2 separate regions of the Mus musculus genome follow, and region 1 is linked to region 2. Evidence: chromatin contacts called from ENCODE Hi-C or POLR2A ChIA-PET data. All regions are on one chromosome and are shown on one strand. The core of a region is the stretch at or near the end of the contact, and the rest is flanking DNA. Distances in the headings are between cores, read along the strand shown. Region 1 holds the start of Spef1 (sperm flagellar 1). Region 2 holds the start of 4930402H24Rik (RIKEN cDNA 4930402H24 gene).

What was found. A loop is a pair of places that touch in the nucleus more often than their neighbours do. ChIA-PET counts read pairs that join two places held with the same protein, here RNA polymerase II (POLR2A).
Region 1: a loop to region 2 is called in a map of heart, with 2.2 times the contacts of the local background. The contact joins the promoter of Spef1 here to the promoter of 4930402H24Rik in region 2. A Hi-C loop is called at or near these places in 1 of 37 maps with a recorded cell type or tissue (heart). POLR2A ChIA-PET finds 5 or more read pairs at or near these places in 1 of 5 experiments (embryonic stem cell).

The regions. Positions count from the first base shown.
Region 1 is chr2:131,172,746-131,177,570 of GRCm38, reverse strand. Spef1 (sperm flagellar 1) reads left to right here and starts at 2,761. Exons shown (of 7, transcript NM_027641.2): 1 at 2,761-3,006; 2 at 4,264-4,375; 3 at 4,792-4,825. The coding sequence starts at 2,898. Cenpb (centromere protein B) reads left to right here. Exons shown (of 1, transcript NM_007682.3): 1 at 1-282.
Region 2 is chr2:130,837,377-130,841,699 of GRCm38, reverse strand. It overlaps 4930402H24Rik (RIKEN cDNA 4930402H24 gene), which reads left to right and starts at 1,555. Exons shown (of 37, transcript NM_029432.2): 1 at 1,555-1,736. The coding sequence starts at 1,654.

The DNA.
Region 1 (4,825 bases), core at 1,512-4,011, 330 kb before region 2:
GCCTGCTTTCCACCTCCCCAGATCCCTTTCTCTGGCCCAGTCTTTGGCCCTTGGTTTTCTTTCCAGATTGGAGGTTTCCAGGAGGCCCTCCAGGGGCGTGACAGCAGGCACCTCCAATCTGGGTAGCTACAGGCCTCTGCCTCATCCTCTGCAGACCCCCATCCTGGGCAGAGGGGCCTGGGGCTGGGCCCAGAGTCCAGCCACCCAGGTGCTCCTTTCCCAGCTTGAATTCAATAAATCTGTCCACTCCCCTTTTGTGGGAGTGAATGTTTTAACAGCCAAGGATGCATCCTTCATGGTCTGGGCTTGCGTCTATCTTGGGGGACACATCCCTTCCCGATTCCCCTTGGTTCTTGCCGTTAGCGGGACATGGAAGCAAGGTTTGAGTAGATGGACGTGACTGGGGTGAGTGGCAGGCGGTGACACCCACATCTAAATGTTACAGAATTCTGGGGAAGGAGGGTGTTACATCTTTTTGATAGTCTTGAGGAACCTTAGCCTTAAACTTTGTTAGTGAGAAGCTCCGGGTGGGGTAGGAGATAGGGAGCAGGTCAGCCCATATGCACCTGATGACCCAGCCCACCAAAGCTAAAGTCAGCAGGAACAAGAACAACTTTGGGATGGCTGTGAGCCAGGTTGGAGCTGGAGGTGCATACAAGGCACCCTTATCTTACCCTACGAGGGAGTTCTTCCGGCCTTTGATGGACATTTTCAAGCCTGTTAGCCACAGCACAGTAACAGAAGGCAAAGTTACTGGGAAACAAATTGCAGCCCCATGAATTGGTAGCTCGCTGTGCAAGGCCACTCCCCCCACTCCAGTCCAAAGGTGAAGGCGGCATGCCCTTCTTTCAGTGCCCAGCCCCTCCCCTCATGGCTCTTCCTTTCTGAGGCCTTCAGGTTCCAGCCAAGGAAAAGCCTGATCAGGGTAGTACCAAACCGGTTTTCCCACCTTGACTACTGCTGGCATATTACCCCTGGTAAATCCCCAAACCCAACATAGCCCAGCCACCAAGTTCTCCCTACCGTGGAATGTAAAGGGGTGGGGGATATCTAAGTCCCCCTTTGTGCCTTGTTTGCCTTAGGTGGGGGCCAGAAGGGTTGAGTCTTGTATTTCTAACACTAGGGGATTACCTCCCTTGGAAATTTGTTTTGTATTTTTTAATGCAAATTTTGTTTTTATTTATATTAAGGTAGGGAGGAACCAGGGCCTATAGCAATCCTGGTAAGTGTCTCACGGCCGAGCCACACTTCCCCTTGAAAGTTTTGAAACAAAGTCCACAAAGTCAAGCAAAGGGGTTGAGATTCCATATGACATCACCCCCTTCCTCTAGTTGGAAGCCTGGAGGAGAGGACCAAAAAGTCTAGTCTACCCTGTGGGCTTGCTCTGGAGTAAGTAGGAGGGAGCAGTGGCCTTTTCTCTAGATGCCCCTGGCTAATCCAGGACCTTTGTCCCAAGTTCCAAGTCAAATCTCTTTGGTCTGTCTCCTGCCAACAAGAATCTCTTCTACTGGACTCTTATGATTTAACACAAGCTGTTGCTAATACGGCCCCTTTTGTGTGCTAGGTGCCAAACACTCAGGTGCCCTTATGAAGTAACAAAAGCCATGACAAACAGGCAGAGAGCTTCAGTAATATGCCCAGTGCCACATCCATTAGTCTATTGGAAGCAAACTTTCTCCTTCCTTAGGCAGGCTCTAGAAGTACCCCTTTAGTACTGTGTTTCTTCCCTAAGGAGGGACCTGTGTTCCTAGCCCTCCTGGTTGCAGAAATCAATTTCCAGTTCAGACCAGTTCAGACTAGCCTTTAGAGGGAAGCAAGGGCTGTGACCCTGTCTGTAGAAGCTCTTGTCTTCAGTGTACAGTCGACGTGCAGTCCCCCCAAACCCATACAAATTCAAGATGCTTATACTTGTAAATTACTTTCCAAGTACATCTTTGGGACAAGAAGATGAAAACTGTTTCCATTTTACAAAGGAAATAGGGTTAAGGAATTAAATGACCTTCCCTAAGAAACTGGCTTTAATCTGTTCTCCCTGGGAGTCTGGGTTACATATTAAAGGCTCCAGTAGAGCACATTGCTGGGATGAAGAAATGGCAATGACCTGCAGAGTTTCAGGGGAGGGAGCTGTCGAGAAGCACTATTAAACAGCCTTTCAGAGGCAGGAGAGATGGGTTAGTAGCTAAGAATACTGCCTGTGCTTCCAGAGGATCCAGATTTGGTTCTTAGCACCAACATGGTGGCTCACAACCATCTCTAAAACCATTTCCAGGGGGATTCAACACCTGTCTTTTGAGTGTACCCAGCACACACATAGTACACATATATAAATACAGGTAAAACACCCATACCCATAAGAAAATAATTTCCAAATAAACAGCTTATCACACAATCTCGATGTGTATCATATTAGCAGAGCTCTGCACTGTCCACCCCAACCTCCCACCCCAATGGTGACTTGTGTGGTGGTGCTGCTATGCTGCTTCCTTTAGAGCTGACAAATGACACAGAAAGGGAAAGGGGTTTGGGGACATAGTACATTTTCGTAAAGCCCAGAATGGGTCAGTGATTGTTCAGCAGGTGGTGTTGGCAGATAGGAGATGCCTTCTTGGGGAGAAAGGAAGATTTAAGAACAGCTAACTGCCCTTTCAGAGCTTGGGCCCAGGGGAAGGTAACATGGAAAAACTACAACTCCCAGAAGTCTCTGTTTCCAAGCAAGTAGCGACGGTTGCTATGGTTTCGGAAAACAATATGGCTGCTCCCAGAAGGGATTTGTGTCTGTGCCGAATAGGGACCCAAACGTATATCTGAACGCTCGCAGTTGCGAGAGGAGGCATTTGAAAGGTCCTGGGGCTGGCGCTGGGCTCTGTCGGGAACGTTGAGGCCTTGCTCTGGATCCAATGGAAAGCAGCGTGGATGAGGAGGCTCTGCACCAGCTGTACCTCTGGGTAGACAATATCCCTCTGTCCAGACCCAAGAGAAACCTCTCCCGGGACTTCAGTGACGGAGGTGTGCATTGTTGTGTGTTTTAAAATACTGTCTTTATGTATGTTTAATGGACTTGTGCATATGCTATTGTTGTTATGTGTATATATAGAGTGGGGCGGCGTGGGATCCGTATTTTGGGACTTTGATTGTGGAAGCGTGCAGTTGCATGTTTCTTCTATTCATGTGTGAAGAATGTATGTCCATTCTATCTTGTATGCATGGAGTGTATCTGTGTGTCTTCCTTCAGGGGCTTTAAGAACTAAGCTGTGTGTCTGTGAACCTGTGTTTGCTCACAGAACCTGTGTTCTGCAGTCTGTCTTGTAATTTTTGTTGTTTTGTGAGATAGTCTTGAACTCCTGACTCCCCACCTCTACTACATTCCTACGTTTGCCTCTCAAAATCTGAGATTATAGGCACTGTGCCAGTACTCCTGTTGTTTGTTTTTAGTGTGGTGCTAGGGAGTCAAACCCAGGGCATTGTGAACGCTAAGCAAGCTTGCTACCAACAGGGCTAAATCCCTAGCCTGTGTTCTTTTGTATTGACATGTTCTGTCCTGCATGTATATGATTTTTTGGGGGGTTGTGTGTTTGTTTCTCAGGAAAGGCTCCTGTATTTAAGAAATGCATAGTTCTGTAGGCAGAATGTCCTTCATTTCTATGTGTATAATTGAAGAGGCTATGTGTGTATGTGACTTGTATATTTGTGTTCTATGTGTGTTCTCATGCATACTTGGCATTTATTTGCTGTGTGCATCTATACATTCTGCCCTACATGCATCTGCAGATGGACATTTTCGAGACACATAGTTTCTGTGTAGCCCAGAACTCACTATTTTCCTGCATCCTGTGTGATGGGCTTGCAGGCATGACCTACCATGCTGCTTAAATGGCCCTGGGGGGTTGAGTGCAGTGCTTTGTCCATGCTATTTGAGCATGCTGCCAACTAAGCTATACCTCCCTTCCTGTAGAAGGATGTCTTTCTGCTTGTGTTAATCAGTGATTCTTCTGAGACGTGTGTGTGTGTGTATGTGTGTGTGTGTGTGTTCCTGTGAATTCCTAGGATAAGGCTGCAGACGCCTATAGGGCCCTCTTGGAGACTGAGTTTTCCTGTGATCTGAGGTTGAGGAATATGCTGAGAAATGGAGGGATCTTGAACAGATCACTGATCTGACTTTCTTTGTCTCCTTTCTGTGAACCTTCCCTTTTCTGTATCTCTACCCCTTCTCCCTTGATCCTATGCTCCTGCCTTTTGTATCTGACCCCAACCCTTTCCCCTCAGTCCTGGTTGCAGAGCTTATCAAGTTTTACTTCCCCAAGATGGTGGAGATGCACAATTATGTCCCTGCCAACTCTCTCCAGCAGAAGCTCAGCAACTGGGGTCACCTGAACAGGTAGTAGAATCCCTGGGTGCAGAAGTAGCTTTGGCTGGGGATGTGGCTTAGTAGTAGAATGCTTGGCCTAATGTTCAGACACACAGACACACAGACACACACACACACACACACACACACACACACACACCTGGGTTGGTTCCTAGCAATACAAAATGCTAAACGACGACTATGACAACACCTCTTATGATCTTGACAGGCAGGCTGGGACTGCTGGTGAGGTGAGGGGGGTGTAGAGGAAACAGAAAAATCCATTTAGAAACAAAATCAAGGAATTACTTTATCTGGATAGAAACAAAGAACTTGGAACACTCAAGCAGAGAGGACTTCAGATGTCTGCCCTTCCTCTGGTACGATGTCCATTTCTTTTGCATTTTCCTGGTACCCAATCCGCCTATCTCATATTCACCCCCTAGAAAGGTGCTGAACAAGCTGAACTTCTCGGTCCCT
Region 2 (4,323 bases), core at 306-2,805:
ACACTTCTAGGAGTATACTACATATACAGGAGAATTAAAAACATGTCTACACAAAAACTTTCGGTATTTGGTCATATTGGCATTAAGCTAAGGCACAGAAAGTGTGGAAAAAAGCTTCTATATTCATTAACTGATAAATGAATACAAAAGATGTGATATCTGCATACCACGACATTGGCCAAGCAACCAAAGGCACACAATTTTGTTCTGTGCTACAAATTGTAGTAGCCTTCCATCTGGACATGATGATGCAGGCCTGTAATCTCAGAATTTAGGAGGTTGAAGCAAGAGTTCAAGGGTTCAAGTTCAGGGGTTCAAGGTCAGCCTAGGCTACATAAAACATACCAAATGGAGGAGGAAGGAAGAAGGTGAATATCACATTTGCTTGTAGAGAAAAGATGTATTCTCAAAGCTGATTAACAGAGCTGGAGATGTATATAATGACTGGGTGCGTAAAAGCTCGAGGTGTTTCAATAAATTGACTGTTTAGCAATTTACAGTCTCCTGGCTGTTAACAGTGGTCTACAGAACAAAGCAGCTAAGAAAGGCTCTTTCATTCGGAAGCCTGGTCATTGCGCTGCTGATTGGGCTGCTGTCAATGATTAGCTGGGTTTCAGAAGCTGTTGATAACTGGCTGATTTGGAAGCCCCTGAAGAGAGGCTGTCTCTGATTGGCTGATTTTCAGATACTGTGTTGGTTACCTCTAAACAATGGTTACACATTCACGAGTTGGGTCTGAAGGCAAAATTTTATTTTCCTTTAAGTATAAAAATAAGCATTTTAGTTCCTTCTCTTTTTCAAACCTGCAAGAGATACCTTGGGGATTGTTAAAATCTTTATGAGTGGAAGAAGGATTTTTTTCAGCCAGTACTATTTATAAATAATTCAAAGGCTGATCATTGTAGCAGGGAAACTAGTCTTGTGGTGTTATAATTTACCATGAAAAGATGAATTTAGGACACGTAGGACATCTTGACAAGGTCGATATGTGATGCTAAAGTAGACCTTGTATATAGTAAGCAACTCTCCACTTTATGCAGGAAGGAACTTGGGCTCTGAGATTTTTTCTGGCCCACCGACCCACAGCTGGAAACAATTCTATCCAGACTCTGAACTGCAAAGGCAGGCGTCTCCTGGGATACTGTGAGCACACTGATGCCAGTGCTCTCAACAGGCCGCATCGCTAAGGGGCCGAACGTTCCAAGGATGGATAGGCAACTGATGTGAAACAGATAACTGTAGCCAGGCAGCGGTCCAGGACACCTAGAGATAAAGCCAAATACAGACCAGAAGAAGCCTAGCCCGGCCCTCGCGGGAGCGAGACCCCGCCCCGGGCGCGTCCGCGAGCGTGGCTGTAGCTCCCGCAGAACCCTCACCGCACTGAGAGACCTTAGGGCCCGGAGGTGTGGTGTCCCGGAGCCTGCGCCTGGCGGCCCGCACCCCAAGTCCGTCTGGCTCCTCCGCAGCACGGTGCGGCGCTGGGCCGGACTCACACTGACGCCCCCGCTGCGCGCGCTCCCGCCCCGCCCCCGCGTGCCCGCGCGCGCCGACCCCGCCCCCTTGGCGCACCCTCGCTCCGCCCTGCCGCTGGCCCGCAGCGGTGCCGGCCCCAGCGACCCTCCGCGGCCCCCAGGTCCTACGCCGCCAGCCTCCATGGACTCGTTCGACCCCCAGCAGCTGGGGCTGTCCCCCGCGCGCTTCGCTGGCACCTTTGGCAGTGGGGCGGCCTCCGTCAGGTATGCCGCGTCGAGACAGCCGAGGGTGGCCCGGGATGCGCCTTGGGGCGGCTACGCCTCGGGCGGCAGGGCGTGGTCTGATATGGCTTCCTTGCGGAGGATTGTTTCAAACGGCTCTGAGAAGAACGTTTGCCCAGGGACAGGCGGCCTTCTGGAGGGACCCTGCTATGTCTGTAGCTCGACAACCCACTGCGGTTTCCGGGAAGACCCCATTGTGACATCCCCACCCCATGGACCGGTTTTCCCTTAAACCTTCCCCACCGACAGCCCACCGCTAGAGGCCCTGTGTTCACGCGAGTGGAGCTCCCGAAACTGCCGCGTAAACCCCTTTGCTCCTAGGTGTCCAGACCCTTTGCCCCAGACTGCCGCTCGATTATAGAGTTTCCAGTCCCCTGCGTGTACAGGGAACTCCGCTCACCTGTCCCTGGCCACTGCATCCAACCCCTTTCCCTTGGGGAGCACCTGTTTCAGGGGCTTGAAGGTCATTGGGGGCGCAGGAAGAAAAAGGAAACTGGATGGAGAGGGAAAAGGAGGCTCGGAACCCCCCAGAGCGGCTGACACTAGGTTCGTGATAAGGAGTGCGGGTGGACTGGAAGGGGAGTTGATATTAGGGAGTGCTGCCCTGCCCTTTTCCATACAGAAGATCTGTTTCCAATTTCTGCTCTCTGTCTTTGGGGCTGACCTTGATAGCCGTCCGGGCTTTGTTTGTGAAGGAGCTAGTATGCGGCTGCCAGAGAAACGCGGAGGTTGGAGTGGTGGAGGTGTTGCAGTAGGAGCCTATAAGAAAGGGAAGGGAGGAGTCATTGGGGTTTGGGTACTGCTAACCTGTCATTAAACCAGAAGAGGCCTTTTTTGTTTGCTTACTTGCAGCCATTTGGCAAAGCAATATGCTATTGTTCCCTTGAGTGGGGGTTGTCAACTAATATTAGAATAGCTTATCCTATTTTCTGTCTTTTTTTTTTTTTTTAATTGAGACCGGGTCTCACTGTAGACCAGGCTGACCTTGAACCCGAAAAGATCCACCTGCCTCTGCCTCCTGAATGCTGAGTCTGTGCCACCGTGTCTGGCCGGCTTTTTCTGTGTTCTTGATTGAGTGTTGTATTGTGTTCTCTCTCTCTCTCTCTCTCTCTCTCCTCTCTCATGTCTGTCTCTCTCTTCTCTCTCTCTCTGTCTGTGTGTGTGTGTTTCTTTCTAGTATTGAGGGTCAAATCCCAATACATTGCTTTTGCTGGACAAGTGCTATAGCACATCTAGCCTTGTGTTTTGTAGAGTTTTGTTGTCTTTTATCAAAACTATGAAGAATGAAAATGACTTTTTTTTTCCTAAGACAGAGACTCACTTTGTAGGCCTGACTGGTTTTGAACTCACAGATCCACTTGCTTCTCAGTGCTGGGATTAAAGATATGAGCCACTTTGCTTGGCTTCTTTTTTATTTTTAAATTGTGTCTGTGTTTGTGTGTGTAGATGCATGTATTGTGTGTGTGTATGTGTTTTATGTGTGTGTATTGTGTGTGTATATATGTAGTGTGTATGTATATGTGAGAGAGAGAGACTCACTGTGCTTGCCACTGGGAGTATGAAGGTCAGAGGACACCTTGCCAGGAGTCTTTTCTTCCCTTTCTCCTATGTGGGTCACCAGGATTGGACTCAGCCAGGTCTCTTGGCAGCCAAGTGCCTTTACCCACTGAGCCATTCTGCAGGCCCCAAAACTAATTCTCATTCTTCATTTCTCAGGACTCCTTCATATACTCTGGCAATGTGTTTATTGAATGACTAAGCCGTGAAGGAAGAAAAGCAATGAGATAGTAATGAAACAATGCATCTGGGAGACCTGGTTTGCTTCTACTTTGACACTGTGTGGATTTCTCTGCCCCCAACAGGAATTCTTTCTGGGGTTTACAGTTTGTAGTGTGTAGCTGCTCATGGGAACAGTCTCCATCCTTTCTCAATCCTTCGGCCAGAGAGGATCACTGAAAGTATTTCAGCTTTGTATGAAATTTAAACAGGATGCATTAGAACTTTGAGCAGCCTGGCGATAAACCTCTCTGGAGGGATGTGTGTGTCTGCCTGTCTGCCTGTGTGTGTGTGTCCGGTGCCACATTTGTTTGATGTGGTGCTGGGGATGGAACCCAGAGCCGTGAACATGGTAACCAAATGCTCTGCCTCTGAACTGTATCCCCATCATAAGCTCGGGAATCTATTTAAATTTTAAAAAGAATTGTATTTTAAAGTAGTTCATTTTAGATTATTTCTGTGAGCGTACTGTGTATAAGGAAAGCCCAGGTGAATGCAGATTCCCAGTGGGTCCAGAAGAGGGCGTCAGATTCTCTAGAACTGGAGTTACAGGCAGTTGTGGGTCCCCTGACATGGGTGCTGGGACCTGATCTCAGGTCCTCTACAAGAGGGTACATGCTCTTAACTGCTGGGCCATCTCCACATTTTTATTTGTTTAACCAAAAGTATGTGTATGTATGTGTCTGTGTGTGTGTGTGTGTCCCAGAGCACATGTAACAGTCAGAGGATAACTTTATTCTTTCATCTTTCTTTTCCTTCCATCATGTGTGAATGTTTGCCTCAGGGATCCAAT